Regions from separate parts of the Homo sapiens genome. Here region 2 is linked to region 1. A link is an interaction called in ENCODE POLR2A ChIA-PET data of the cell type or tissue named here. Cell type or tissue: Panc1. All regions are shown on one strand. Each heading gives the region's core, and the rest is flanking DNA. Links, peaks and the distances in the headings are about the cores only. Region 1 overlaps ZNF638 (zinc finger protein 638). Region 2 has its middle 9.7 kb from the start of ZNF638.

Region 1 (16,145 bases), core at 4,088-12,087:
ACTGTACAGAAATCCTTATCCCAGAAATATAGTCCCAAATTCTTAGAGTTAAAAGAAAATTAAAGAAGTGAAAATTTACATAAACTTCTGCCTGAATTGGTACTTCACTTCCTAAGTGCTTACCCAGAACCTTATTCGTATAGTTTAAGTTGGATAACACATATGGCTTATTTGTAACAGTTTTTAATTGACTACTATTTAAAATGAGTTAATAATCAACTCTATATTATCTTCTCTTCAACACTTACTGTTTTTGTTAGACTGAAATGTTACTTCTTTGTGTAGTATGTGTGACCTTTATTTCAATATCTATAGTTAGCTTGTATACAAAGCATGTAGCACTCCATTCTAAATACTGAAAACTAGTAGCTGCATTTTTGGTATCATGATTATGAAGATATTTACTGCAGAATTAAGTAATAATGAGAATGGGTTTATAAAGAAGGCAATATGTGTGTCCATAACCTCTACACTCACAGGTGAGTTTCTTATATTCCCAGTCATTTCTCAAAATGGCGCCACATTTTCATTTTCATAAGTAGGTAGATTATGGTTTTCTTGTATGGTTTAGGGTTTGTATCTTGTTGAAAGGGGGAAAAATGACAGTCTTCATGTTACTGTGATCATCTGTGTAACTTAATTACTATTTGTTGAATGGAGTCTCCTTTCAGAGCTATTCTTGTGACTCTTTTCTAAATTTAGGGTCATTTGCTTTGTCGACCAATTATATACACCTTTGGTTTTCTTTCATTGTTTTTCTGAGTCATGTCTGTTTTTTCTTGGATTCTGTCACGTCACAGGTGGTTTTTCTGTTTGCTAGAGTACATTCTCAAGTATTTTTTTTACCCCAGAAAGTATGTGGAGGCAGTACATTTTCTGAAATTCTGCATGTTTGAAACTGACTTTATTTTGCTCTTACGTATTTCATTGATTGATTGTCTAGATGTAAAATTCTGTGCTTAGGCTATTTTTCCTTTGATTGTTTTTAGCATCCAGAATCCAGTATTATTGAGGAGAAGTCTGATTTAGATCAAAACTATTTTGTTCCTCTGAAAGGTTTTAGGATTTATATTATTAATTCTTTAAACTAGTTTGTTTTTCTGTTTGTTTGTTTTAAAGACGAAGTCTTAACTCTGTCACCTGGGCTGGAGTGCCATGGTTCAATCATGGCCCACATGATTTAAACCTTAACTCCTGGGCTTAAGCGATCCTCTCACTTCAGCCTCCAGAGTAGACTATAGGGGCATGCCACCATGCCCGGCTAACTTTATTTTATTTGATTTTTGATTTTTTTTTTGTGTGTGTGTGTGTGTAGATGGGGTCTCATTGTGTTGCCCAGGCTGGTCTCAAACTTCTGGCCTGAAGTGCTCCTCCACCCTGGGCCTTCCAAAGTGTTGGAGTTACAGGTGTGAACCACTGTGCTTGGCCCTAAACTAATATTTATCTAATTCCTTTTCTCTATGCTAACACTATTTTAGGTATTAGAATACCATGATGAACATTGTTTCAATGTCCTAGTTCTCAAGGATTATATTTTAGTGGAGGAGATAGACTATAAACAGATATAAAAGTGGTAAAAAGACTGTGAATAAATAAATTGAGATAAAAAGAGAATGATTAATGTGGGGAATGTGTATCTTAAAGTGGTCAGTGATAGTCCCTCAGCAGAAGAGTTATTTGAGAGACCTGATGGAAGAGAGCAAGCTCTAAGAAAATTTCAAGGGGAGATTTTTAGGCAGAAGAACCAGATCAAAGGCTTTAGGGACATACTTGGTGATTCCAGAATTTCTAAAGAGAGGGTTGGTATTGCTAGTCCAGTGAGTAAGGTTTTTTCTTGGTTTGGGACTCATTTCCTGCATCCTGCTTTTAGAGCAGGAAGTTTTTCTCCCCACCCACCACCTCCCCCCCCCTTTTTTTTTTTTTTTTTTTTGTCGAGATGGAGCCTGGCTCTGTTGTCCAGGCTGGAGTGCAGTGGCGTGACCTCGGCTCACTGCAGCCTCCACCTGCCGAGTTCAAGCAATTCTCCTGCCTCAGCCTTCCGAGTAGCTGGGACTACAGGCACGCCCTACCATGCCCACTAATTTTTTTTGTATTTTTAGTAGAAATGGGGTTTCACCATGCTGGTCAGGCTGGTCTCGAACTCCTGACCTCATGATCTGCCTGCCTCAGCCTTCCAAAGTGCTGGGATTACAGGGATTAGCCACCATGCCTGGCCCCAGGGAAGTTTTTCTATTATTATTTTTTGATTTATTTCCTTCAATTTTTAATATTCTGTTTTTCTGGAAATAATACCAGCACTGATTTCATAGATGCTGTATTCTCTTGAATTTTTCTGAGGATGTTCTTTTGAGTTTTTTATTTTTTTTATTTATTTTTTATTTTTTATTTTTAATTTTTTTTTTTTTATTATACTCTAAGTTTTAGGGTACATGTGCACATTGTGCAGGTTAGTTACATATGTATACATGTGCCATGCTGGTGCGCTGCACCCACTAACGTGTCATCTAGCATTAGGTATATCTCCCAATGCTATCCCTCCCCCCTCCCCTGACCCCACCACAGTCCCCAGAGTGTGATATTCCCCTTCCTGTGTCCATGTGATCTCATTGTTCAATTCCCACCTATGAGTGAGAATATGCGGTGTTTGGTTTTTTGTTCTTGCGATAGTTTACTGAGAATGATGGTTTCCAATTTCATCCATGTCCCTACAAAGGACATGAACTCATCATTTTTTATGGCTGCATAGTATTCCATGGTGTATATGTGCCACATTTTCTTAATCCAGTCTATCATTGTTGGACATTTGGGTTGGTTCCAAGTCTTTGCTATTGTGAATAGTGCCGCAATAAACATACGTGTGCATGTGTCTTTATAGCAGCATGATTTATAGTCCTTTGGGTATATACCCAGTAATGGGATGGCTGGGTCAAATGTTATTTCTAGTTCTAGATCCCTGAGGAATCACCACACTGACTTCCACAATGGTTGAACTAGTTTACAGTCCCACCAACAGTGTAAAAGTGTTCCTATTTCTCCACATCCTCTCCAGCACCGGTTGTTTCCTGACTTTTTAATGATTGCCATTCTAACTGGTGTGAGATGATATCTCATAGTGGTTTTGATTTGCATTTCTCTGATGGCCAGTGATGATGAGCATTTCTTCATGTGTCTTTTGGCTGCATAAATGTCTTCTTTTGAGAAGTGTCTGTTCATGTCCTTCGCCCACTTTTTGATGGGGTTGTTTGTTTTTTTCTTGTAAATTTGTTTGAGTTCATTGTAGATTCTGGATATTAGCCCTTTGTCAGATGAGTAGGTTGCGAAAATTTTCTCCCATGTTGTAGGTTGCCTGTTCACTCTGATGGTAGTTTCTTTTGCTGTGCAGAAGCTCTTTAGTTTAATTAGATCCCATTTGTCAATTTTGGCTTTTGTTGCCATTGCTTTTGGTGTTTTGGACATGAAGTCCTTGCCCACGCCTATGTCCTGAATGGTAATGCCTAGGTTTTCTTCTAGGGTTTTTATGGTTTTAGGTCTAACGTTTAAATCTTTAATCCATTTTGAATTGATTTTTGTATAAGGTGTAAGGAAGGGATCCAGTTTCAGCTTTCTACATATGGCTAGCCAGTTTTCCCAGCACCATTTATTAAATAGGGAATCCTTTCCCCATTGCTTGTTTTTCTCAGGTTTGTCAAAGATCAGATAGTTGTAGATATGCGGCATTATTTCTGAGGGCTCTGTTCTGTTCCATTGATCTATATCTCTGTTTTGGTACCAATACCATGCTGTTTTGGTTACTGTAGCCTTGTAGTATAGTTTGAAGTCAGGTAGTGTGATGCCTCCAGCTTTGTTCTTTTGGCTTAGGATTGCCTTGGCGATGCGGGCTCTTTTTTGGTTCCATATGAACTTTAAAGTAGTTTTTTCCAATTCTGTGAAGAAAGTCATTGGTAGCTTGATGGGGATGGCATTGAATCTGTAAATTACCTTGGGCAGTATGGCCATTTTCACGATATTGATTCTTCCTACCCATGAGCATGGAATGTTCTTCCATTTGTTTGTGTCCTCTTTTATTTCCTTGAGCAGTGGTTTGTAGTTCTCCTTGAAGAGGTCCTTCACATCCCTTGTAAGTTGGATTCCTAGGTATTTTATTCTGTTTGAAGCAATTGTGAATGGGAGTTCACTCATGATTTGGCTCTCTGTTTGTCTGTTGTTGGTGTATAAGAATGCTTGTGATTTTTGTACATTGATTTTGTATCCTGAGACTTTGCTGAAGTTGCTTATCAGCTTAAGGAGATTTTGGGCTGAGACGATGGGGTTTTCTAGATAAACAATCATGTCGTCTGCAAACAGGGACAATTTGACTTCCTCTTTTCCTAATTGAATACCCTTTATTTCCTTCTCCTGCCTGATTGCCCTGGCCAGAACTTCCAACACTATGTTGAATAGGAGCGGTGAGAGAGGGCATCCCTGTCTTGTGCCAGTTTTCAAAGGGAATGCTTCCAGTTTTTGCCCATTCAGTATGATATTGGCTGTGGGTTTGTCATAGATAGCTCTTATTATTTTGAAATACGTCCCATCAATACCTAATTTATTGAGAGTTTTTAGCATGAAGGGTTGTTGAATTTTGTCAAAGGCTTTTTCTGCATCTATTGAGATAATCATGTGGTTTTTGTCTTTGGCTCTGTTTATATGCTGGATTACATTTATTGATTTGAGTATATTGAACCAGCCTTGCATCCCAGGGATGAAGCCCACTTGATCATGGTGGATAAGCTTTTTGATGTGCTGCTGGATTCGGTTTGCCAGTATTTTATTGAGGATTTTTGCATCAATGTTCATCAAGGATATTGGTCTAAAATTCTCTTTTTTGGTTGTGTCTCTGCCCGGCTTTGGTATCAGAATGATGCTGGCCTCATAAAATGAGTTAGGGAGGATTCCCTCTTTTTCTGTTGATTGGAATAGTTTCAGAAGGAATGGTACCAGTTCCTCCTTGTACCTCTGGTAGAATTCGGCTGTGAATCCATCTGGTCCTGGACTCTTTGTTTGGTAAACTATTGATTATTGCCACAATTTCAGAGCCTGTTATTGGTCTATTCAGAGATTCAACTTCTTCCTGGTTTAGTCTTGGGAGAGTGTATGTGTCCAGGAATGTATCCATTTCTTCTAGATTTTCTAGTTTATTTGCGTAGAGGTGTTTGTAGTATTCTCTGATGGTAGTTTGTATTTCTGTGGGATCGGTGGTGATATCCCCTTTATCATTTTTTATTGTGTCTATTTGATTCTTCTCTCTTTTTTTCTTTATTAGTCTTGCTAGCGGTCTATCAATTTTGTTGATCCTTTCAAAAAACCAGCTCCTGGATTCATTGATTTTTTGAAGGGTTTTTTGTGTCTCTATTTCCTTCAGTTCTGCTCTGATTTTAGTTATTTCTTGCCTTCTGCCAGCTTTTGAATGTGTTTGCTCTTGCTTTTCTAGTTCTTTTAATTGTGATGTTAGGGTGTCAATTTTGGATCTTTCCTGCTTTCTCTTGTAGGCGTTTAGTGCTATAAATTTCCCTCTACACACTGCTTTGAATGCGTCCCAGAGATTCTGGTATGTGGTGTCTTTGTTCTCGTTGGTTTCAAAGAACATCTTTATTTGTGCCTTCATTTCGTTATGTACCCAGTAGTCATTCAGGAGCAGGTTGTTCAGTTTCCATGTAGTTGAGCGGTTTTGAGTGAGATTCTTAATCCTGAGTTCTAGTTTGATTGCACTGTGGTCTGAGAGATAGTTTGTTATAATTTCTGTTCTTTTACATTTGCTGAGGAGAGCTTTACTTCCAACTATGTGGTCAATTTTGGAATAGGTGTGCTGTGGTGCTGAAAAAAATGTATATTCTGTTGATTTGGGGTGGAGAGTTCTGTAGATGTCTATTAGGTCTGCTTGGTGCAGAGCTGAGTTCAATTCCTGGGTGTCCTTGTTGACTTTCTGTCTCGTTGATCTGTCTAATGTTGACAGTGGGGTGTTAAAGTCTCCCATTATTAATGTGTGGGAGTCTAAGTCTCTTTGTAGGTCACTGAGGACTTGCTTTATGAATCTGGGTGCTCCTGTATTGGGTGCATAAATATTTAGGATAGTTAGCTCCTCTTGTTGAATTGATCCCTTTACCATTATGTAATGGCCTTCTTTGTCTCTTTTGATCTTTGTTGGTTTAAAGTCTGTTTTATCAGAGACTAGGATTGCAACCCCTGCCTTTTTTTGTTTTCCATTGGCTTGGTAGATCTTCCTCCATCCTTTTATTTTGAGCCTATGTGTGTCTCTGCACGTGAGATGGGTTTCCTGAATACAGCACACTGATGGGTCTTGACTCTTTATCCAACTTGCCAGTCTGTGTCTTTTAATTGCAGAATTTAGTCCATTTATATTTAAAGTTAATATTGTTATGTGTGAATTTGATCCTGTCATTATGATGTTAGCTGGTGATTTTGCTCATTAGTTGATGCAGTTTCTTCCTAGTCTCGATGGTCTTTACATTTTGGCATGATTTTGCAGCGGCTGGTACCGGTTGTTCCTTTCCATGTTTAGCGCTTCCTTCAGGAGCTCTTTTAGGGCAGGCCTGGTGGTGACAAAATCTCTCAGCATTTGCTTGTCTATAAAGTATTTTATTTCTCCTTCACTTATGAAGCTTAGTTTGGCTGGATATGAAATTCTGGGTTGAAAATTCTTTTCTTTAAGAATGTTGAATATTGGCCCCCACTCTCTTCTGGCTTGTAGGGTTTCTGCCGAGAGATCCGCTGTTAGTCTGATGGGCTTTCCTTTGAGGGTAACCCGACCTTTCTCTCTGGCTGCCCTTAACATTTTTTCCTTCATTTCAACTTTGGTGAATCTGACAATTATGTGTCTTGGAGTTGCTCTTCTCGAGGAGTATCTTTGTGGCGTTCTCTGTATTTCCTGAATCTGAACGTTGGCCTGCCTTGCTAGATTGGGGAAGTTCTCCTGGATAATATCCTGCAGAGTGTTTTCCAACTTGGTTCCATTCTCCACATCACTTTCAGGTACACCAATCAGACGTAGATTTGGTCTTTTCACATAGTCCCATATTTCTTGGAGGCTTTGCTCATTTCTTTTTATTCTTTTTTCTCTAAACTTCCCTTCTTGCTTCATTTCATTCATTTCATCTTCCATCGCTGATACCCTTTCTTCCAGTTGATCGCATCGGCTCCTGAGGCTTCTGCATTCTTCACGTAGTTCTCGAGCCTTGGTTTTCAGCTCCATCAGCTCCTTTAAGCACTTCTCTGTATTGGTTATTCTAGTTATACATTCTTCTAAATTTTTTTCAAAGTTTTCAACTTCTTTGCCTTTGGTTTGAATGTCCTCCCGTAGCTCAGAGTAATTTGATCGTCTGAAGCCTTCTTCTCTCAGCTCGTCAAAATCATTCTCCATCCAGCTTTGTTCCGTTGCTGGTGAGGAACTGCGTTCCTTTGGAGGAGGAGAGGCGCTCTGCGTTTTAGAGTTTCCAGTTTTTCTGTTCTGTTTTTTCCCCATCTTTGTGGTTTTATCTACTTTTGGTCTTTGATGATGGTGATGTACAGATGGGTTTTCGGTGTAGATGTCCTTTCTGCTTGTTAGTTTTCCTTCTAACAGACAGGACCCTCAGCTGCAGGTCTGTTGGAATACCCTGCCGTGTGAGGTGTCAGTGTGCCCCTGCTGGGGGGTGCCTCCCAGTTAGGCTGCTCGGGGGTCAGGGGTCAGGGACCCACTTGAGGAGGCAGTCTGCCCGTTCTCAGATCTCCAGCTGCGTGCTGGGAGAACCACTGCTCTCTTCAAAGCTGTCAGACAGGGACACTTAAGTCTGCAGAGGTTACTGTGTCTTTTTGTTTGTCTGTGCCCTGCCCCCAGAGGTGGAGCCTACAGAGGCAGGCAGGCCTCCTTGAGTTGTGGTGGGCTCCACCCAGTTCGAGCTTCCCGGCTGCTTTGTTTACCTAAGCAAGCCTGGGCAATGGCGGGCGCCCCTCCCCCAGCCTCGTTGCCGCCTTGCAGTTTGATCTCAGAGTGCTGTGCTAGCAATCAGCGAGATTCCGTGGGCATAGGACCCTCTGAGCCAGGTGTGGGATATAGTCTCGTGGTGTGCCGTTTCTTAAGCTGGTCTGAAAAGCGCAATATTCGGGTGGGAGTGACCCGATTTTCCAGGTGCGTCCGTCACCCCTTTCTTTGACTCGGAAAGGGAACTCCCTGACCCCTTGCGCTTCCCAGGTGAGGCAATGCCTCGCCCTGCTTCGGCTCGCGCACGGTGCGCGCACACACTGACCTGCGCCCACTGTCTGGCACTCCCTAGTGAGATGAACCCGGTACCTCAGATGGAAATGCAGAAATCACCCGTCTTCTGCGTCGCTCACGCTGGGAGCTGTAGACCGGAGCTGTTCCTATTCGGCCATCTTGGCTCCTCCCTGAGTTTTTTAAAAGGCACTTCAGTTGTCTGAAATATCTTTTCTTTAGCTTACTTTGTTTACTTTTGTGCATTTGTTTTTCCGTTATTCCTTTATGAATAAGGAAGTAAGTTGGCCAATATAGGTATCTGATGTAGAGTTCCTCTGATACCATGCAGGGTTTTTTTTTTTTTCTCTCTAATAAACTTTTCTCCTTAATGGAAAGCTGCTAGTAAACACTCTCTGTAATTGGGACTTAAAAACCATCATCTTTAGTTTTGGGCAGTATCATTAGGATATAAGCTAGACTTATCACCAGATATCCCAGTAAAGGAAGTCTTTACTGTTGGACTCAAACACCTATGCCAGGAATCCTCTCTAGACACATTGAATTTCCTTAAAGTATTGTTTTCAGTTTTTAGTCTGACAAAATCTTTCTAGAAGACTTCTACCCAGAGAGTGCATGATTTCTCAGAAAAGGCTTCCTTCTAGTATGTATAAGCTCTGAATGGCAGATATGTTTTGCCATTTTGTTCACTGATGCATCCCAAGTACCCAGGACAGTGCTTGCCATATAGGGACTGATTTTTAATTCCTGCCCTTTTTTGGGGCTACAGAGTATTGCTTTCTTGGGACCCACATATCAGATAAATATTTAAAATATTTATCAGATATCAGACAAATATTTAAAAGGATTATTGTTCAATTTTATTTAGCATTTCTAGGTATTTTGAATAGGAAACTTTTTTAGTCAGCTGATCTCTCTTAGAAGTCTTTTAAAATAATTCCTCAAGGAAGATGTTGATATTTCACATTTATTGTTTAGGGAAAAGATAGAATTTCCAGGCTTCTAAAGTTAATAAAGTTTCTTATTTATATCATTATTAAGGAAACTTATTTTTTCATTAATATAAGTTATTGTGTGTGACCTAATTTGGAGGTCTTTAATTAGAAAAAAATTCTAGAACCTGATAGTAATGTAGACACTGAAAACTAGCTGCTTTGATACATTTTTAAGGTTTTTTTTTTTGAGCTTAAATTTTTACTAAAAACATTGCTTTTATAGTTAAATATTTCAAATCCAGTGGAATAGCCTCTAATAAAATGCTGATTATATTACAGGTGCAAATTGAGCATGACCCAGAATTAGAAAAAGAAAGGTATGTTGCTTTATGTTTACTAACACTTTTGTATAGTATTTAGTTTCTGAATTTTATTGCTGTATTTTATAGTAATGGCTCACATGTAGTGAAAAGTTCTTTTCTGCATATTTATTTTGTGTACATATGGGCTTGTTACAGTTTTCTTTTTGGACTCAGCCTGACCTAGGAGTTTCGTTTGTTGCTTTTTATTTACTCTCATTTAAGTATTTACTGAATATTTAGAGTAACTGCGTATATAAACAGTTTGAATTAAATAAACCACTTTATAAAATGTTTTAAGACTCTCGAATAACTCAACATCACGAACAGTAATTACATTGTTTTTGTTAGATTTTCCTATTCCAAAATAAACACGGTAGTAAAATTTTAACCTTTTAACGTTACTTAATTTCATTGTGTGTTTTGATACTTTTTAAAAACAACTGGGTTGGGGCGAGTAAGTATTTGTCCAAAAAAATTATGTATATAGTTTTGCATTATCAGAGGAATGAAAGCTTGTTTTTCAAAGTCTCCACAAACTGGTGACTTACAGCCTTGTTTTGACCACGTAAAGTACACCCTCTCCTTAATAACTTTCTCATTCTGATGGATATCCTCCTTATCACCACCCTTGTTCCACCAGTTGATGACTTGCCTTTCACTGCTCTTCATTGTAAATCACTGATTTAGAATATTTCTTTTTCCTCCTGTATACTGAGTCATCAATATTTATTAGTCCTTGTTGTAAGAGCGTATATTTGTTTGAAACAGCAGTTTGAAAGTGTTTAAATATGTAAAGTGTTTATTTTATCTGATGCACTGATGTTAAGATCCCTGAAAAACAGAACGTCTTAGCGGATTTTTCTTCTCAGTAATTTTTATAAAATCAGATTATTTTAGTTGACAAAGATGATGAGTACATTAAAATATACCAGTAACATTAAGCAATAGGTTTGCTCTGTGTGTCAGCACAGGGTTATTTAAGTTGTATGTCATACCAGGTGCATTCACATACCTAAGAAATAGTACCACCAGCAGTGTGTGATGTGAAAGCTCACAAAGGGCTTAATAAATAACAGTGCCTATGTAGTACTATATATATAGACCTAAAGATTGGCCACGTTAACTCTGTGGCAAAACCCATTTTATTTCATTTTACAAAGATTTTTTGAGGTCTGCATGAAAAGTTGTTCTCCATAGCAATAGCAGTTGGTCATTGTTCTCCTCTCATTGTTTAGACATAGCTTTTAAAATTGAATATATTTCTTAAATAATTTATAGATGTATTCAACCTCATAAAACTAATTTTTAAAATTAGCACCAAAAACTTCTTAATTCCCACCCCCCCCCGCCTTTTTTTTTTTTTTTTTTTTTTTTTTTTTAACATTAGAGAAAAAGATGTGGGATATGTCCAGAATACTAAACATTTGTTTTGGAGTGAACTGATGCTGAGAAAATACTATTTGTTGTTTTTGTTGTGTTTTTTTTTAGAGACAGGGTCTTGCTATGTTGCTCAGGCTGGCCTTGAACTCCTGGGCACAAGCTGTTTTCCCACCTCAGCTTCCTGTGTAGCTGGTACTACATGCACTTGTTTTGTTTTGTTTTAAAGCACTTGTGGTTGCCAATTCATTATGAATATGATACTTTTGTTTATAACTAAACTATTTAAATACTGTTTAGAGGAAACTCGTGGATACATTCATAATTTAATAATTCACACTGTACTCATTCTGTTGATATGTAAACAGATTTTATTTATCATCTGATTAAAGCCACAAATAAGAATGCTAAGTGAAATTTTTCTAATTCATTAACATTAGGAAGTAAACAGTTGGCCTCTGAAATAAACACTAATCTTTAGTATTGTGAAGTCCCAGTTTAAGGTTTCTCAGAATGTTTGTCTTTCAGTGTTAACGTTTGTTCTAATGCCCAGCTTTTATTGTATGCTTTTTCTGAAGGCTGTGAAATTCTGGTATTACTGGGATATTGGGGCTGGAGGGAGGAGTGGCAAATGAGATATCTGTATCTCAAATGCCTTTCTGGAATCCTTTTCTGTTCCATTTCCCAGAATGTGGCTGTTTTCATTTGATCGTTACAAAGAGTGGTTGTTTAACTTTGGTGTTAATGTCATTTATTTGACATTTCAAACTGTCTTTTCAAACTAACTTGATCAATATTGAGGCTTTTTTCCCATATTAGCCAGAAAGCAGATACTAGTTTTGGTAAATGACTTCTCTAAAGAAAACACTATGATTTGAAAAGACTAGCACACAAGGACAAATATGGAATTAAATAATTCTTCTGAGTAGACCTGTGTTCTCTGTTTCAAGTATGGAACTGCATAATGGTTCAGTTTGTATATAAGATAATAACTTTTTTATTGAAAAACTTGTGAAGGGGAAAGTCTTGCTATATCCTTGAGCCAGGAATCAAGGTCTCCATTGTTATCCTAGCCCCATAGATGTTTTTACTTAGCCCTAAGTTTCTAAAGTTTTATGTAGGGTTAATATGCAGTACAGTAATGAGGCAGGAATTTGAATATTTTCTTCATTATTGGAAATGAGTCTTGTAATTTAAAGACAAAAGCTTGTTTTGAGAAGTAATATTCATATACCTGCTGTAACTGTGAATGTCACTGCTCTTTTCTGGTTGTGCTTTGCCACAAATTTTATTGTGAATTGTAAAGATTTGAAACTCTTAAAATTAGCCATTTATATTTTGAAAAAAAGGGGTGTGATTATTTTAAAAAAAAAACATTTTAGCATGCAAAGAATAACTTGCACAATGGATAGAATATATATTGATTAAGGTTTAGGGTCAAGAGGTATTTCTCTAATCTGGTAGAAAAGTTTTCTCCTCAGGATGTAATCTTTGGGGCATGAGGGAAGACCAGTTTGGTTCAAATGATTTAAGACCCTGATGTGGTAGCACAACTTTCTTAAATATGGTTAACATCTCAGCACACAGATATACACCATCTTGTGTTGTTAACTGAAGGGTACATGGCCACCCTCTAAGAAGCAGGTCAAAAGGGATGGCTCATCCTCTCCTTCCTTAAAAAATAGGAGAAGAAAGTCAGTACTTTTTAATAATCAGGTATTGATATGATAGGATCACTCTCTGGTGTCTTTCTCCAATCTGCTGCTTCTCATTATATGAATATATTTGGTAAATTTTAATTTGCATTGATAGCATGTTGGGCATTGTTTTTGGAAGCTAAGGTTTTCCTTGTTCTTCAAGAAAACCTCTGATTTGTGGAATATTGATATAAAAATAACTTATTCTGTGTCTACCTCGGTGAAAGTACTGGAATTATAGGACTACTCACTTTTCATATACTTTAGATTTGGGAAGACCATGATGAAATAAGATGAATTACATATACTTAGCCATGTATTTCCTCCATTTCTTCTGAATATTACTTACACATTTAAGTTAAATATTAGAATTATACATTATTCTCTTGAATTGGGAAGGTTTATTTTTTAATGCATTTCTTCTTATAGCCAAAGGCAAATATTTATAAGACTGTATGTTCACATAAGGTGATTATATCAGGTTTTGTCACTAGCTTTAAATCCTCAATAGAGTATATAAAGAATACTTTCCAAATAATGTTCTAAGTATTATCATTAATAAATATGGTTCTTGGGTAATTAAAAAAATATTTTACATCCAAAAAAAAAATAAAAAGGTGATATGATTTAGAGTATGGTCTTTTCCCCCCACCAGTTTCTGTTTATGTTCTTTTTAGGTAAGGTTCACTTATAAAATTTTAAATCATAATGCATGGATCATTAGTTTTATTGTAGAACTGTACACATATTTTATTATTTCAGTTACCACTGTTGGGAATAGGACCTGATAATATTTGAAGTGTCTCAGATTCACATTTGACCTTTCAATGTCAGGGGTTAACTTGACAGAGGAGGGAAAATATTGGCTGTAATCACATGAGCGCAAAAGGAACATATCAACAGTCATAATTTATATTATTTACGTATTTCCAGCAATACATCTTACCCATTTTATGCTGATTGGTTGGATTTCCCAGTGCTTATTACGAATGCATCAGGAAGTCTTAACAATTGGCATCAGCAGGATTCTTTATAATGGTTGAATTCTCATCATAGTTTGATTTTTGTTTGTGTTTTTGTTTGTGTTCTTTTTGTTTGTTTTTAAATACTTTTAGCCCTGGCTTGAAAAACAGTCCAATTGATGAAAGTGAGGTGCAAACAGCAACTGATAGTCCCTCTGTTAAACCTAATGAGCTTGAAGAAGAAAGTACTCCCAGCATTCAAACAGAAACTTTGGTACAGCAGGAAGAGCCTTGTGAGGAAGAAGCTGAAAAAGCAACATGTGATTCTGACTTTGCTGTTGAAACTTTGGAGCTTGAAACTCAAGGAGAGGAGGTCAAAGAAGAAATTCCTCTTGTAGCATCCGCTTCAGTCAGTATTGAACAATTCACTGAAAATGCCGAGGAGTGTGCTTTAAATCAGCAGATGTTTAACAGTGACTTGGAGAAGAAAGGGGCAGAAATTATTAACCCTAAAACAGCATTGTTACCATCTGACAGTGTGTTTGCAGAAGAAAGGAACCTCAAAGGAATTCTAGAAGAATCTCCATCTGAAGCAGAAGATTTCATTTCTGGAATTACACAGACTATGGTAGAAGCTGTAGCTGAAGTAGAAAAAAATGAAACTGTTTCGGAAATATTGCCATCAACTTGTATTGTGACGTTAGTACCAGGAATTCCCACTGGGGATGAGAAGACAGTGGACAAAAAGAATATTTCTGAAAAAAAAGGTAACATGGATGAAAAGGAGGAGAAGGAATTTAATACTAAGGAAACCAGAATGGATCTTCAAATAGGAACAGAGAAGGCTGAAAAGAATGAAGGTAGGATGGATGCAGAAAAGGTGGAAAAGATGGCAGCAATGAAAGAAAAGCCTGCAGAAAACACTTTATTCAAGGCATACCCAAATAAAGGAGTGGGTCAGGCTAATAAGCCTGATGAAACTAGTAAAACTAGTATTCTGGCTGTATCAGATGTATCTAGCAGTAAACCAAGCATCAAGGCTGTTATAGTCTCTTCTCCTAAGGCAAAAGCTACAGTTTCAAAAACTGAAAATCAGAAAAGTTTTCCAAAATCTGTGCCCAGAGATCAAATAAATGCTGAAAAGAAACTTTCAGCCAAGGAATTTGGTCTGCTTAAACCCACAAGTGCCAGGTCAGGCTTGGCAGAAAGCAGCAGTAAATTCAAACCTACTCAGAGCAGTCTTACCAGAGGAGGCAGTGGAAGGATCTCAGCCCTGCAAGGCAAGCTTTCTAAACTGGATTACAGAGATATAACAAAACAATCTCAGGAAACAGAGGCTAGACCTTCCATCATGAAACGGGATGACAGCAACAATAAGGTGAGGAGGGTAGGAAGAATGGCACAGTGTGTCTTTGAAGTGATTAGCTCCGCTGCTGTAGCTATGTAGTAGGAGATGTAATTTTGTTTCATACTTTCATCTCCTCACTCTACCCCGGAAGCTCCCATTTCCTTTTCTTAAATGATTCCATTGTTTAAGCCAGTAGACATTCAGAGTATTAAACTCAAGTTCATAATTTATTGACATGTTTGAAAAGCATTATTTGGATACAATTTGGAAATAACTGTGGTTTAAAAAAAAAAAAAAAAAGTCTGCAGTGAATCTCCTAAGGTGATTTACCACTCTGCTTCTGAATGGGAAACTGTTTCCTCTCTTAAATTGAAGCTTCCTTTATCAGGTCACTGATTGCCTAACTAGACATTGTGGGACGAAAAGATCAGTAAAACTGAATTTAACTACAACTTGTACAGACTGTGCCTATACTGTTTAGTGACTGTTGACTTAGTTTTGTATACATGTTAAATAATTTGCATAATTGACTGTATTTGGGTAATGTTTACTGTTTTTTTTTGTTTTTTGTTTTTTTTTCCAGAACATTAATAATATGGTTGTAAATTCCGTTTTTCTGTATTTCTTATTTACTATTTCAGACTTTGGCTGAGCAAAACACTAAGAATCCTAAAAGCACTACTGGTAGAAGTTCCAAATCTAAAGAGGTAAAAAATAGATCACAGACCCTAACCCTTCTTTTTCATCTCCATAGCACAGTTCATCTATCTTATAACTTGTGCCTGCCTTAACAATGTTAGTGACTAAGAGTTTAGAGCAAGGGATAGGAATGAGATGTTTTGTTTTTAACTTATCTCTAATCCTACCATTAATTTACTTTTTGACCTTGAGCTAGTCTAAACACCTTGTGTTTTCTTGAGGCGGGGGGAGCGGGCAAAATGTTATATGGGGACAGAAAGAGAGTAGAGTAGGGCAATACCTCCAATCTCATATTGACAGGAATAGGTTGTAGACACAGAAAAAAAATTTATATATGTGAAAGAGACTGACATTTGACTTGAGTCATCCTCATTTTGTTAAAACAGGTTATCCTTTTGGCTCTAATTTAACCTTAAGTGGATGGTCTCTAAGATTAACTTTACTGGTACCAAGTTCTGTTGTCAAACATATTTTATATTTGGTTGTTATTTTAGGTTTTTACCATTCATAGAATTTTTTT
Region 2 (16,145 bases), core at 3,555-11,554, 96 kb before region 1:
GCCAGGGGCATTGTCCAATGTCAAATTAACTGTAAAAGGCAATTCCTTATTGGCAGAGTACTTCCTCACTTCAGGGAGAAAGCATCAGTGCAATCAATTCAGAAAAAGAGTTCTCCTTGTCCAAGCTTTCTTGTTGTACAACCAAAAGACACTTCACTGGTGTTTATCTTTTTCCTTCATGGATCTGGGTTAGCAGCTTTATTAATAAAGGCAGCCCTGATCATAAACCTGACTGCATTTGCACAAAACAGTAAAGTTAGCCTATCCGTTCCTGCCTTAAATCCTGGTGCTTGCTTCTCTTCCTTACTAATAAATGTTTTTTTGTGGCAATTCTTTTTTCCAGAATAGGGGACTTTCATCTGTGTTAAATACCTGTTCAGGTGGATATTCTTTCTCTTCAAGGATTTTCTTAATGATGTCTGGAAACTCAGCTGCTGCCTCTTGGTCAACAGAAGCTGTTTCTCCTGTTACCTTGACATTTTTGTAGCTAAATCTCTTTCTAAATTTGTCAAACCATCTTTGGCTGACATTAAATTCTCCAACTCTAGATCCCTTACCTTCCTTTGCTTTAAGTTGTCTTATGACTTGACTTTTTCTTGAATGATGTTAGAGGCTATAGGTATACCTTTCTTATAGCAGCCCTGAACACTTATAGAATCTGCATGTCTAATATTACATTGAAAGTTGTTTCCAAAAAAAAGCAGGGTTTTTGTGCCTGCTAGCATAGCTGCATTGATGACTTCATGAATTTTCTTTTATTTTTTACGATGGTCCTTACACTGGATTCATTTATCTGGAAATGGTGGGCAGCCTGCAGCTACAGGCCTCAATCTATGGTACATGTCAAGCAATTTGACTTTTTCATGTAATATCATGACTTTGCTTCTTAGGAGCACTTCCAGCATCACAGATGGCTCTTTGTATGGGTCCCATGGTGTTATTCAGGGTTTACAGTATTACACTAAACAGAATGAAAAATACACAAGAAATATGAAATATCAATTTTTATTGCAATTTGCAATTTACTAGAGAGACAACTGGTGTCACATGGCATTTTAAGCTGATATTCACTGCAATAGTAATAGGAAGTGGCTACAAAATTATTACAGTCATATAGTATGTACTACAGTTAATTTTATGCACTTATGAATTAATACTTCCTCTTTACATTTGTTTACATTTCTCTCAACTGCAAATGGATTCATGTATGGTCTGCAAGTGTTTATATGTGTAAGTTTTAATGTTATAATAGATTTTTGTATATTTTATGGTAGTAAATGATTAAATAGACTTATCTACATATATTTTATGCATTCATGACAGAACTTTTTCTTTTTTATTTTTTTTGATATTTCCAGGCTATGCATTTCATCTGTTTTTTCAAATTGTCGCAAACCTCCAAAAATTTTTCCATTATAGTAATTGAAAAAGATTTCTGCATAAATGGATTCATGCAGTTCAGACCCATGTTGTTCAAGGGTCAACTGTACATCTTAATTTTTCAGAATCTACTTCAAATTTATCATAACTTAATTCTAGTAGCCGGGCGTGGTGGCTCACGCCTGTAATTCCCAGCACTTTGGGAGGCCGAGGTGGGCGGATCACGAGGTCAGGAGATCGAGACCATCCTGGCTAACACGGTGAAACCCCGTCTCTACTAAAAGTACAAAAAATTAGCCAGTCGTGGTGGTGGGCGCCTGTAGTCCCAGCTACTTGGGAGGCTGAGGCAGGAGAATGGCGTGAACCCGGGAGGTGGAGCTTGCAGTGAGCCGAGATCGCACCACTGCACTCCAGCCTGGGGCACGGAGCGAGACTCTGTCTCAAAAAAAAAAAAGAAAATTCTGGTGAGATATATGATATATATGTCATAGATATATATAGCGTAGTTTGTGTGTGTGTGTGTGTGTGTGTGTGTGTGTGTATATATATATATATATATCTGGAGAAAGAGAGAGTCTCACTCTGTCACTCAGGCCGGAGTGCAGTGGTGCCATCTCGGCTCACTGCAACCTCGACATCTGGGCTCAAGGGATCCTTTTCTGCCACAGCCTCCTGAGTAGCTGGGACCACAGGTGTGCACCACCACACCTGGCTTTTTTATTATTATTTTTTGTAGAGACGAGGTCTCCCTATGTTGCCTATCCAGTGATATTTTTAAAATGTGACTCTTTTATAGCTCTATTGATTCTACCCCTTTTTTGTGCTATTATTTGTTATACATTGTGGCGGTAAAAAGTACAATAACTTAGGTGAAAACTCACTAGAGGGGTTCAACAATAGATTTAAACTGACAGAGGAATTAATCAGCAGCCTTGGAGTGGAATCTCTGCACTACAAACATATTGGGAGGAAGCCAGTTTGGGTCCCGGTATTTTTGGCCTGCTCCATCTGGTGTAGAGCCTCCACCTTATGAATGTGGTTTGGGCATAAGAAGGGAGCTCCAGACCTCTCTGCTGTGCAAACCTGAAACTTAGCCCCCATAACATGGAGCTGGGGGGGAAGAGATGTACTGGTCACCTGTTTTTCTGGAGAGATACCATATCTCTTTGGAGCTGTAGGAAAGAGGAGTCCCTTCTTCTTCTTTATATCAACTGGAGTAGGGTTTCTGTCACACTAAGTTTGGTGGAGATGGTGAACGAGCAGTTCACTCAACTGTCCCAGACTTTCTTACCAAGAATTAGTAGATTTTCTTCAAAAATGTTTTTTCATCTGATGGCCTTAGAAGAATTACAGAGACTTTACATGGTGGTTTTTAAAAAATAATTTTCATTAGTTGTAGTTGATTCACCGGAAAGCATGTCCATTGAACCCTACATGCTTCCATTCTCAAAGTTGATCTCTTTCTTGAAATGCTTTTTTCTTATTTATTTATTTATTTATTTATATAGGTTATTGGAGAACAGGTGGTATTTGGTTACATGAGTAAGTTCTTTAGTGGTGATTTCTGAGATTTTGGTGCACCCATCACCCGAGCCGTATATACTGCACCCAATTTGTAGTCTTTTATCCCTTACCCCCTTCCCACCCTTTCCCCTTAAATCTCCAAAGTCCACTGTGTCATTCTTATGCCTTTGTGTCTTCGTAGCTTAGCTCCCACTTATGAGTGACAACATACGTTTGGTTTTCCATTCCTGAGTTACTTCACTTAGAATAATAGTCTCCAGTCATCCAGGTTGCTGCAAGTACCATAAATTCATTCCTTTTCATGGCTGAGTAGTATTTCATTGTATATATGTACCACAGTTTATTTATCCATTCGTTGATTGATGGGCATTTGGGTTGGTTCCACATTTTTGCAGTTGCAAATTGTGCTGTTAAACACATGTGTATGCAAGCATCTTTTTTGTGTAACGACTTTTCCTCTGGGTAGATCCCCAGTAGTGGGATTTCTGGATCAAATGGTAGTTCTACTTTCAGTTCTTTAAGGAATCTCCACACTGTTTTCCATAGTAGTTGTACTAGTTTATGTTCCCACCAGCAGTGTAGACGTGTTCCCTGTTCACTGCATCCACACCAACATCTCTATTATGCTTTGATTTTTTGATTATGACCATTCTTGCAGGAGTAAGGTGGTATTGCATTGTGGTTTTGATTTGCATTTCCTTGATCATTAGTGATGTTGAGCATTTTTTCATGTTTGTTGGCCATTTGTATATCTTTTGAGAATTGTCTATTCATTTCTGAAGCCCACTTTTTGATGGGATTGTTTGTTTTTTTCTTGCTAATTTGTTTGAGTTCGTTGTAGATTCTGGATATTAGTCCTTTGTCAGATGTGCCGAGACCAGCTCGGTCGGGGAGACCCTAACCCAGTGGCGCTAGAGGAATTAAAGACACACACACAGAAATATAGAAGTGTGAAGTGGGAAACCTTCAGGGGTCCCACAGCCTTCAGAGCTGAGAGCCCTGAACAGAAATTTACCCACATATTTATTAACAGCAATCCAGTCATTAGCATTGTTTCTATAGATATTAAATTAACTAAAAGTATCCCTTATGGGAAACAAAGGAATGGGCCGAATTAATTGCAGCAGGAACACACCCTTAAGACACAGGTCGCTCATGCTTTTGTTTGTGGCTTAAAAATGCCTTTAAGCAGTTTTCTATCCTAGGTGGGCCAGGTGTTCCTTGCCCTCATTCCCGTAAACCCACAACCTTCCAGCTTGGGTGTTAGGTCCGTTATGGACATGTTACAGTGCTGCACAGATTTTATTTATGGCCAGTTTTGGGGCCAGTTTATGGCCAGATTTTGGGGGGCTTGTTCCTAACAGTCAGATGTATAGATTGTGAAGATTTTATCCCATTCTGTGTGTTGCCTGTTACTCTGCTGACTGTTCCTTTTGCCGTACAAAAGCTCTTTACTTTAATTAAGTCCCAGCTATTTATCTTTGTTTTTATTGCATTTGCTTTTGGGTTCTTGGTCATGGAATTTTTGCCTAAGCCAATGTGTAGAAAGGTTTTTCTGGTGCTATCTTCTAGAATTTTTATATTTTCAGGTCTTAGATTTAAGTCCTTGATCCATCTTGAGGTAATTTTCGTATAAGGTGAGAGATGAGGATCCAGTTTCATTCTCCTACATGTGGCTTGCCAATTATTGCAGAACCATTTGTTGAATAGGGTGTCTTCTCCCGACTTTATGTTTTTGTTTGCTTTGTCGAACATCAGTTGGCTGTATTTGGGTTTATTTCTGGATTCTCTATTCTGTTCCATTGGTCTTCATCCCTATTTTTATACCAGTACCATGCTGTTTTGATGACTATGGCTTATAGTATAGTTTGAAATCAGATAATGTGATGCCTCCAGATTTGTTCTTTTTGCTTAGTCTTGCTTTGGCTATGTGGGCTCCTTTTTGGTTCCATATAAATTTTAGGATTGTTTTTTCTAATTCTGTGAAGAATGATGGTGGTTTTTAAATGGGAATTGCGTTTAATTTGTAGATTGCTTTTGACAGTATGGTCATTTTCACAATATTGATTTTACTCATTCATGAGGATGGGCTATGTTTCCATTTGTTTGTGTCATCTATGATTTCTTTCAGCAGTGTTTTGTAGTTTTCCTTGTAGAGGTCTTTCAAGTCCTTGGTTAGGTATATTCCTGAGGTTTTTTTTTTTTTTTTTTTTTTTTGCAGCTATTGTAAAAGAGGTTGAGTTCTTGATTTGATTCTCAGCTCGGTTGCTGTTGGTGTATAGAAGGGCTACTGATTTGCGTACATTAATTTTGTATCTGGAAACTTTGTTGAAAAACTTTCTTTTATCAGTTCTAGGAGCTTTCTGGAGGAGTCTCTAGGGTTTTCTAGGTAAACAATCATATCATCAGCAAACAGTGACAGTTTGACTTCCTCTTTCCTTATTTGGGTGCCCTTTATTTCTTTCTCCTGTCTGATTGCTCTGGCTAGGACTTCCAGTACTATATTGAAGAGGAGTGGTGAGAGTGGGCATCCTTGTTTTGTTCCAGTTCTTGGAGGGAGTGCTTTCAACTTTTCCCCATTCCGTATTATGTTGGCTGTGGGTTTGTCATAGATGGCTTTTATTACATTGAGATATGTCCCTTGTATGCTGATTTTGCTGAGAGTTTTAATCATGAAAGGATGCTGGATATTGTCGAGTGCTTTTTCTGTATCTATTGAGATGATTATGTGATTTCTGTTTTTGATTCTGTTTATGTGGTATATATCATATTTATTGACTTGCATATGTTAAACCATCCCTGCATTCCTGGTATGAAAGCCACCTGATCATGGTGGATTATCTTTTTGATATGTTGCTGGATTCAGTTAGCTAGTATTTTGTGAAGAATTTTAGCATCTATGTTCATCAGGGATATTGGTCTGTGGTTTTCTTTTTTGGTTATGTCCTTTCCTGGTTTTGGTATTAGGGTGATACTGGCTTCATAGAATGATTTAGGGAGGGTTCCCTCTTTCTCTATCTTGTGGAATAGTGTCAATAGCATTGGTACCAATTCTTCTTTGAATGTCTGTTAGAATGCTGCTGTGAATCCTTCTGGTCCTGGACTTTTTGTTGTTGGTAATTTTTTTTATTACCATTTCAGTCTTGCTGCTTGTTATTGGTCTGTTCAGAGTATCTAATTCTTCCTGATTTAGGCTAGAAAGGTTGTATCTTTCCAGAAATGTATTCATCTCCTCTAGGTTTTCAAGTTTATGCACGTAAAGGTGTTTATAGTAGCCTTGAATGATCTTTTGTGTTTCTGTGGTGTCAGTTGTGATATCTCCCGTTTTCATTTCTAACTGAGCTTATTTGGATTTTCTCTCTTTTTTTTTTTTTTGGTTAATCATGCTAATGGTCTATCAATTTTGTTTATCTTTTCAAAGAACCAGCTTTTTGCTTCATTTATCTTTTGTATTTTTTTGTTTCAATTACATTTAGTTCTGCTCTGATCTTGGTTATTTCCTTTCTTCTGCTGGGTTTGGGTTTGATTTGTTCTTGTTTCTTTAGTTCCTTGAGATGTGACCTTATATTGTCTGTTGGTGCTCTTTCAGACTTTTTGTTGTAGGCATTTAGGGCTATGAACTTTTTTCTTAGCACCACCTTTGCTGTATCCCAGAGGTTTTAATAGGTTGTGTCAGTATTGTTGTTCAGTTCAAAGAATTTTTAAATTTCCATCTTGATTTCATTTTTGACCCAGTGATCATTCAGGAGCAGGTTATTTAATTTCCATGCATTTGCATGATTTTGAAGGTTCTTTTTGGAGTTGATTTCCAGTTTTATTCCACTGTGGTCTGAGAGAGTGCTTGATATAATTTCAATTTTCTTGAATTTATTGAGGCCCATTTTGTGGCTTGTCATATGGTCTATCTTGGAGAATGTTCCATGTGCTGTTTAATAGAATGTGTATTCTGCGGTTGTTGGGTACAATGTTCTGTATATCTGTTAAGTTCATTTGTTCCAGGGTATAGTTTAAATTGTTTCTTTGTTGACTTTATCTTGATGACGTGTCTAATGCTGTCAGTGGAGTACTGAAGTCTCCCACTATTATTGTGTTGCTGTCTATCTCATTTCTTAGGTCTATTAGTAATTGTTTTATAAATTTGGGAGCTCCAGTGTTAGGTGCATATGTTTAGGATTATAATATTTTCCTGTTAGACAAAGCCTTTTATCATTATATAATGTTCCTCTTTGTCTTTTTAAACTGCTGTTGCTTTAAAGTTTGTTTTATCTGATACAAGAATATCTACTCCTGCTTGCTTTTGGTGTGTCTCTTGAAGGCAGCAGATAGTTGGTTGGTAAATTCTTATCTATTCTGCAGTTCTGTATTTTTTAAGTGGAGCATTTAGGCCATTTACATGCAACGTTAGTATCGAGATGTGAGGTACCATTCTGTTCATTAATTGTTTCATTTGTTGTCTGTAGACCTTGGGTTTTTTTGTTTGTTTGTTTTATAGGTCCTGTGAGATTTATGGTATAAAGAGGTTCTGTTTTGATGTGTTTCCAGGATTTGTTTCAAGATTTAGAGCTCCTTTTAGCAGTTCTTGTAGTGCTGGTTTGGTAGTTGTCAATTGTCTCAGCATTTGTTTGTGTGAAAAAGACTTTATCTTTCCTTCACTTATGAAGCTTAGTTTTGCTGGGTACAAAATTCTTGGCTGATAATTTTTTTTTTTTTTTTTTCGAGATGGAGTCTCACTCTGCTGCTCAGGCTGGAATGCAATGCTGTGATGTCAGCTCACTGCAACCTCTGCCTCCCGGGTTCAAGCAATTCTCCTGCATCAGCCTCCTGAGTAGCTGGGATCACAGACATGTGCCACCATGACCAGCTAATTTTTGTATTTTTAGTAGAAACGGGGTTTCACCATGTTGGCCAGGCTGGTCTCAAACTCCTAACCTTGTGATCTGCCCACCTAGGCCTCCCAAAGTGCTGGGATTACAGGCGTGAGCCATCACGCCTGGCCTATTGGCTGATAATTGTTTTGTTTGAGGAGGCTGAAGACAGGGCCCCAATCACTTCTAGGTTGTAGGGTTTCTGCTGAGAAATGTGCTGTTAATCTGATAGGTTTTCCTTTATAGGTTACCTGGTGTTTTTGCCTCACAGTTCTTAAGATTCTTTCCTTTGTCTTAACTTTATATAACCTGATGACAATGTGCCTGGGTGATGATCTTTTTGTGATGAATTTCCCAGGTGTTCTTTGAGTTTCTTGTATTTGGATATCTAGTTCTCTAGCAAGACCAGGGAAGTTTTCCTCAATTATTCCCCTAAATATGTTTTCCAGACTTTTAGATTTCTCTTCTTTTTCAAGAATGCTGATTATTCTTAGGTTTGGTCATTTAACATAATCTCAGACTTCTTGGAGGCTTTGTTCATATTTTCTTGCTCTTTTTTCTTTTTGTTGGATTGGGTCAATTCAAAAACCTTGTCTTCGAGCTCCGAAGTTCTTTCTTCTGCTTGTTCGATTGTGTTGCTGAGACTTACCAGAGCATTTTACATTTCTATAAGTGCGTCCATTGTTTCCTGAAGTTTTAATTGTTTTTTATTTATGCTTCCTATTTCATTGAATATTTCGCCCTTCACTTCTTGTATCATTTAAAAAAATTTCCTTACATTGGCCTTCGCCTTTCTCTGGTGCCTCTCTGATTAGCTTAATAACTAACCTTCTGAATGCTTTTCAGGTAGCTCATGGATTTCTTCTTGGTTTGGTTCCATTGCTGGTGATCTAGTGTAATTTTTGGGAGGTGTTAAAGAACCTTGTTTTATCATATTACCAGAGTTGGTTTTCTGGTTCCTTCTCATTTGGGTAGGGTCTTGTCAGGGAAGGTCTAGGGCTCAAGGCTGTTGTTCAGATTCTTTTGTCCCATGAGTGTTTCCTTGATGTAGTACTCTCCTTTTCCTAGGGATCCCTTTTCCTAGGGATGTGGCTTCCTGAGAGCTGAGCTGTAGTGATTGTTATATCTCTTCTGGATCTAGTCACCCAGCAAGTCTTCCAGGCTCCCTGCTGGTACTGGGGGTTTTCTGCACAGAGTCCTGTGATGTGAACTGTCTGTGGGTCTCTCAGCCATGGATACTGGCACCTGCTCTGGTGGAAGTAGCAGGGTTGAAATGGACTTTGTGAGGGTCCTTAGCTTCGGTTGATTAGTACACTATTTTTGTGCTGGTTGGCCTCCTGCTGGGAGGTGGTGCTTTCAAGAGAGCATCAGCTGTGGTAGTATGGGGAGGAACAGGTGGTGGGAGGGACCCTAAAACTCCCAAGAGTATATGCCCTTTGTCTTTAGTTACCAGGGTAGGTAGGGAATGACAGTTAGATGGGGAAAGGGCTAGGTGTGTCTGAGCTCAGACTCTACTTGGGCAAGTCTTGCAGCATGCTGCTGCTGTGGGGATGGGGGTGAGGTTCCCAGGTCAATGGAGTTATGTTCCTAGGAGGATTATGGCTGCCTCTCCTGTGTCATGCAGGTTGTCAGGGAAGTCGGGGGAAAGGCAGCAGTCACAGGCCTCATCCAGCTCCCTCACAACCCAAAGGGCCAGTCTCACTCCCACTGTGTTCCCGACAACAGCACTGAGTCTGTTTCCAGGCAGTGGGCGAGCAGGCCTGAGAACTTGCCCCAGGCTACCTGCCTCCCAGCTGCAGAAGTAAGTAGGGCTTTCCTTCTTCCCCCGCCTGTGGAGTCTGCACGCTGGATTCATGTCCTAGCCTGTGTTCTGGCCAGAAGACTTCTTGATTGGTTCAATTTGTTACAGAGTTCAGATGGAGGTTTCCTTTTCCCTGTGGCCTTTTCCCCGTGCCTCTGGCAGCCCTCCTCAAGGACCCCTGTGAGGCGAGGCAGAAATGACTTGCTGGGGGACCCAGTGAGCCTATAGGGCTTTTCCTGCTGCTTCCTCTACCCCTGTATTTCATTTGGCTCTCTAAATAGACTCGGCTCCAGGTAAGGTCAGAATCTTCTCCCATAATCCAGACCTTCAGGTTCCCCAGTGGGGGTGTGTGTTTGGGGGCAGATGATCTCCCTTTCCCACTTCCACAGTTTGAGCACTCACAGGATTTGGGGAGGTGTCTCTTGGGTCCTGCAGGAGCAATCCACTTCCTTCAGAGGATCTGTGGATTCTCTTGGCTTTCCTAATGTATTCTTGCAGTCATTCTGGAGCAAAAGTTCATGATGTGAGCCTCTATACGCTGTTCTGTCCCTCCAAGTAGGAGCTGCAGTCTCGTCCTACCTCCTGTCCGCCATGATTTTCCATATCTTGAATTGCTTTTGTAGCTAGTGTGTAGACTGTGTACACAGTGCTATCAGGGTAAGAGGTTCATAAGATGATGATCCTGCAGGTAAAGGATTATTATTTTATGCTTGAGGAAACTAATTATTAATATTGCTTAAGTTGGACTCAAGTCAAAATTGTATTGTTTCTAAATCCCAGCTTGTTTTCCACTGATTGATGTATAATGATTTTGAGTCATGGTTTTAATGAGTTGATTTCATAGTCTTCATATAACAAGTATATTAGTTATGTACTGCTGTATTAAAGATTACCCAAAAACTTAATGGTTTAAAACAACAATATACGTTTTTTATCATCATCTGAGTCAGGAATTCAGAGGTAACTTAGCTAGGCAGTTGTTGCTCAGTGTCTCTCAAGAAATTGCTTTGAGTATATCTACCTAAGCTATAGTCAACTGAAAGCTTAATTGAGGCTGGAGGTTCTGTCTCCAAAGTGGCTCACTGAAATGGCTGGCAATTTTCTTTCTTTTTCTTTTTTTTTTTAAGGGGCAGGGCCTTGCTCTTTCACCCAGACTGGAGTGCAGTGGTGTGATCATTGCTCACTGCAGCCTGGAACTCCTGGGTTCAAGTGATCCTCCTTCCTCAGCCTCCCAAGTAGCTGGGACTACAGATAAGCCACCATGACTGGCTAATTTTTTAAATAATTTTTTTGTAAAGATGGGGTCTTGCTATGTTGCCTAGGCTGGTCTTGAACTCCTAGGCTCAGGCAATCCCTGCACACAGGCTTACCAAAGTACTGGGATTACAATCATGAGCCACTGCACCTGGCACGCCTTATGGGCTTCTGTTTAACAGGCTATTTGGATGTTCTCACAACATGGCAGCTGGCTTTCCTGAGGGTAAGTAATCCAGGAGCTAGGAACTGTCAGGCAGAAGCTCTCCTTTTTATGGTGTAGCCTTGGAAGTCACATAGCATCACTTCCACCACATTATCTTCGTTGAAAACAATTTACTAAGTCTGACTTACATTCAAGGGAAAGGGAATTAGGCTCCACCTCTTGAAGTGAAGTGTATTAAAGAAATTTATGAACATATTTTAAAACTACCTTAACAAGAAGAGACAAACTGATTTCTGTTTGCCATTGCATTATCTTTGATTAAAACTCAGAAAAATAACTGCTTGTTTTCTTGAGTTTCTGAACGTCTCCATATATTATGTCTGGTTGCACCTTATAGTCTCCAAAATTTAAGGATCAGTTAGAATCAAGTTTTCTTGATATTTTTGTCCTTTTTCAGGACAGGAAATGACTCTGGGATTTCTCATACTTCTCATCATGGCCCTTTATCTATCCCAATTCTTAGATTTAGTTTCTAAATACAAAAAGGCCATAGTTGCCCCCAGATCCTATTTATTAGGATACTTGCACTTGAGCTGAAATGGTGATGAGATTCTCTATGTCATTGAGACAGAGCCCCATTTAGGTTAACAAAGTTTGTGATGACTGTTCTGTTTTCTAATCAGGCATTGAGCTGTGACTGTGCCGAGCAGGCAGAAGCTGAGCTCTGGATAGAGCTGCTCAATGCTTGTTGTCTGGCCAATCAGACAACAGAGTGGGTGAGGGAAGAAGGTGGGGAATTGTGGAAGAAGATGATGTGCAGTAGGATAGATTTTTTTTCCTTGTCAAGAATATTGACATTTTTAGATAGGAATGAGGATTTATTGAAATAATCCACATGACTACAAGGCATAAATGCTTGGATATAGTAGACTCTAAGATAAAAAATATTTTTCTGGCCAGGTGCGGTGGCTCACACCTGTAATCCGAGCACTTTGGGAGGCCCAGGTGGGCGGATCACCTGAGGTCAGGAGTTTGAGACCAACCTGGCCAACATGGCAAAACCCTGTCTCTACTAAAAATACAAAAATTAGCCAGGCATGGTGGCTCATGCCTGTAATACCAGCCACTTAGGAGGCTGAGGTACAAGAATTGCTTGAACCTGGGAGGTTGGAGGTTGCAGTGAGCAGAGATTGTGCCACTGTAATCCAGCCTGGGTGACAGAGTGAGACTCTGTCTCCAAAAATAAAAAAGAAATTTTCTTAGGAATGCCATAAATTGGTGAGCATTTTTCAGTTTATAGATTTCCAGACTCACATCTTATGGAAAAGCTAATTTAGTACCCTTTCTTCCTGCATTTTACATGTAAGAAATCTGAAATCCAGTGAAGTTAGTATCAGCGAAGGAGCTAGAAGGATAACTCTTGGGATCTCTAATCCAGTTTTTTATTCAGTGTTATGCATTGTCTTAAATGGCCTGTAAGGCTTTGTGTGGTCTGGTTCCTTGATAGTTCTTCATCTTCATCTCATCCTTCCTCTTCATTCTTCCTCTGAGCTGGCCTTCTTGTTAGTCCTGAAATAAATTTTGCCTCAGGGCTTTGGCACTTGATGTTTCTTCTGGTTTGGAAACTCTTCTTCCAGATATCTACATGTCTTTTCCCTGTCTTCCTTTATATCTCTGCTCAGATGTCACTTTATCTGAGATTTCCCTGACTACTCTATCTAAAGCATTCCCCAGCCCCTGCCTCATCATTTTCCCCCTAACTGCAGTATTTTTTAAAATTTTACATTACCACATTATGTATTTGTTTATTATTTCCTTCACTAAAATGTAAATTCTATGAAGGCAGGTATTTGATAACTGTTATATCTTCTAGTTCTTAGAACAGTGACAGAGAGTAAACATTCAATGTAATGTAAGTCAAATTATGTTACTCCTTTGCTCAAAACCTTCCTGTTTCATTCACAGCAAAAAACCAAAGCCTTCAAAATGGCCTATGTTATGGACAGAATTTTGTCCTCCCCAAATTTATGTGTTGAAGTCCTAACTCCCCACACACCTCAGAATGTGGCTGTATTTGGAGATTGGACTTTTAAAGAGGTGATTATGATTAAATGAGGTCATAAGGGTGGGGCCCTAATCCAATATGATTAGCGTTCTTATAAGAAGAGGAAGATTCATGTGCATAGAGAAAAGACCATGTGAGGACACGGTGGGAAGGCAGCCAACTGCAAGCCAAGGAGAGAGATGTCAAGAGAAACCAAACCTGTTGATACCGTAACTGTGGACTTGAAGCCTCCAGAATGGAGAGAATTAATTTCTGTTGTCTAAGCCACCCAACTTGTGGTGATTTGTTACGGCAGCCCTAGCACACTAATCCAGCAAGTGTTTCCAGCTCCCCTCCACCTCATCTCCCGTGTCCTCTCTTAATTATGCTGTTGTGGCCTCTTTGGCCTTTCTGCTTTCTCAAGTACAGCAAGCTGGCATTCACCTCAGAGCTTTTACATTTTACTTTCACTCTTCCTGGAATACTCTTCCTCCTAGATTCTATACTGCTTATTCACACACTTGTCAGATTTCTGTTCAAATGTTGCCTTCTTAGTGATGCCTTTCTTGACCATCTCATTTCAAATTGCAGCCTCTGTTATGTGTCCTGATCTTGCTTTGTTTTCCTCCATAGCGTTTGTCACCATCTGACATACTATAAATGTACTTGTTAATTGTCTGTCTCCTTGATCAAGGCTGTACGTGCCATGAGGGCAGGAGTGAGTGTTGCCTTTTGGTTTGCTACTCACTCCTTGATGGCTAGAATAGTTCCAGGCACAGAGTGCACCCTCAAGTAATATTTTGTTCTGCGTTCTTTTATGTAAGGGTCAGTCAGGTGCGGCCACAAGAGGAGTTCCAGGAGAAGCTCAGGGAAACAAAGTTTACTATGCTCCCAGGTCCTAAAAGCAGGAGGCACGCTCTGCCATACAGGGCCACATGAGGAAACACCCAAGTCTGTCAGGAGGCAGAAGGGGCAGGAACGAGTGGCAGGAGGAGGAGCCCAGGCCAAGGCCTTTATTGGAGTTTCTCGGGAAAGGGAAGACAGAGCAGGGTAAACAGCTCAGGACTGGCTAGTTTGAAACATTTCCACAGGCTCTAAGTTATAGGAGTGGTCTGTGGTTGCCTGGTACCTGACCCTGGGATGACTAAGGCAGAGGAATATTGCCTCCTGGGGTATACCTGCCAGATAGAGGAGGATGGCTCTGAATTGGTAGTTTGCATATCAAAGTCAAGCTCCTGGCTGAACTTTGCCTTCTCTAAGAATTGGCTAGCCCCAGGAGTGGCAATTTCTCCCCAGCCAGAAAGGTTAATAAGATGTCAAACATCATAATATACAGAAAATAAAAACATAAACAATACATATTTACTGGCTCAGTTAATGAAATGGCCCTGACTCAGAGGTAGACAGATAGATCGTTAAACCAGACTAGAAGAGCCATAAATCCATTTTTATACATGGGAATGAAATAGTTTTTGTTATTTGCTTTTTAAGGGGAAGATATATTTCAATTATGTGAAAAAGGATGGTTTACTTAACAGCTGGAACCTTCATGATTGCCTTTATTCATTTGGAAGAAAATGAAGCTAGATCTACCTCATACCATAAAAATTATGTTAGATTGATTAAACATCTAAATGTAAAAAATAAAATTGTGAGGTTGTAAACAAAAGTGAACAATTATGAACTGTGAAGTTTAGATAACTCAGGAGAATTTTGTGTAATTTCTGGGTGTGTATGCTTCAAGGGAGTGGGATGAAAAGAAGACTCAGAAGTCATAAATGAAAAGATTGATAGATTTGATTTCATGACCATTTAGTTTATAATAGCAAAAGATAGAAACAAAATTTCAGTGAGGAGAAACTAATTGCCACATATTTGACAAATATATAGTGAGAGCTACCTCCTGATAAGAGACAATCACTTCACTAGAAATATGCACAAATAATATGAAAAAGAGTTTTTTTAAATGAAGAAATACACATGGCTCCTGCCAAAGCCTGGGCACGGGAGCCTGGCTGGGAGTTCACCCTCGGCCCCTTTGTGTTGCCAGTTTATTATCACCAGATAAAACAGTTAAATGGAGACTTAAAAAAAAAAAGAAAGAAATACACCTGGCTAGTAGATATGAAAAGATGCTTGACAGTGACACACACACACACACGCACACACACACATACACACCATCAGAGTCATTCATTCTTTCAAGAAATATTTGCTGATTTTCTACTGCGTACCAACTATCATTCTCTGTATTGGAAATAAAGCAGTGAAGAAAACAGACAAATATCCCTGACCTCAGGGAGCTTACATTTCTAGTGGAGGAAGATGGAAAAGAAACAAATAAATAAATTATTGGTATATCAGAAGGTGATAAGTGCTGTGCAAATAAATAAAGCCATATAAGGGGCCCACATAAAGGAAATGAAAGAAATTTCATAAGTTACTTTGCCTAACTCTAGGGAAATGTTTGAAAATCTAGATGAAATGGATGCTTTTCAAGCAAAATATAAATTACCAAATTCATTGTGGAAGAGAGAGAAATTCTTATCCAACTAAATATCATAAAGTATCAAGAGAAAATTAGAGAAGAACAACTCTCAGAAAAAGCACCAAACAAGATATTTCAAAGGTGAATTATTTCAAACTTTAAAGAACAGGTAAGTCCAATGATATTTAAAGTATTTCAGGTTTGAGAAAGAAGTGAGTTTGTAGGGAAATGGTTATTTTCTTTTTTTTTTTTTTTTTTTTTGAGACAGAGTCTGACTCTGTCACCCAGGCTGGAGTGCAGTGGCGTGATCTCGGCTCACTGCAACCTCTGCCTCCTGGGTTCAAGTGATTCTCCTGCCTCAGCCTCCCGAGTAGCTGGGATTACAGGCGTGCACCACCACAGCCAGCTAATTTTTATATTTTTAGTAGAGATTGGGTTTCACCATGTTGGTCAGGCTGGTCTTGAACTCCTAACCTTGTGATTCACCTGCCTCAGCCTCCCAAAGTGCTGGGATTACAGGCATGAGCCACCTTGCCCTGCCTATTTTCTTACATATTTAGTGGAAGTGACACTTTGTAGAAACTTTTTGGGAAGTTTTTCTACAACACCTATTAAAATTAAAT

Evidence for each region. ChIA-PET counts read pairs that join two places held together with the same protein. Peaks named below come from ENCODE experiments on the same cell type or tissue, not always from the same donor. Only the 100,000 strongest peaks of a DNase experiment are listed, where the experiment ranks them.
Region 2: POLR2A ChIA-PET joins it to region 1 with 11 read pairs; 16 of 35 experiments call an interaction of 5 or more read pairs at or near these places.

What each region holds. Positions count from the first base shown.
Region 1 is chr2:71,409,083-71,425,227 of GRCh38, forward strand. ZNF638 (zinc finger protein 638) reads left to right here. Exons shown (of 28, transcript NM_014497.5): 21 at 9,520-9,557; 22 at 13,732-14,956; 23 at 15,568-15,633. Among named protein-coding and RNA genes, the nearest start is that of DYSF, 50 kb to the right of the region's middle. RefSeq lists an enhancer at 7,531-8,160 and silencers at 7,763-7,812, 14,837-15,131. In Panc1, for the core only: no CTCF peak of the experiment used is centred there; no DNase peak of the experiment used is centred there; H3K4me3 peaks cover 562 bases; H3K27ac peaks cover 742 bases.
Region 2 is chr2:71,314,047-71,330,191 of GRCh38, forward strand. No RefSeq gene overlaps it. Among named protein-coding and RNA genes, the nearest start is that of ZNF638, 9.7 kb to the right of the region's middle. In Panc1, for the core only: no CTCF peak of the experiment used is centred there; no DNase peak of the experiment used is centred there.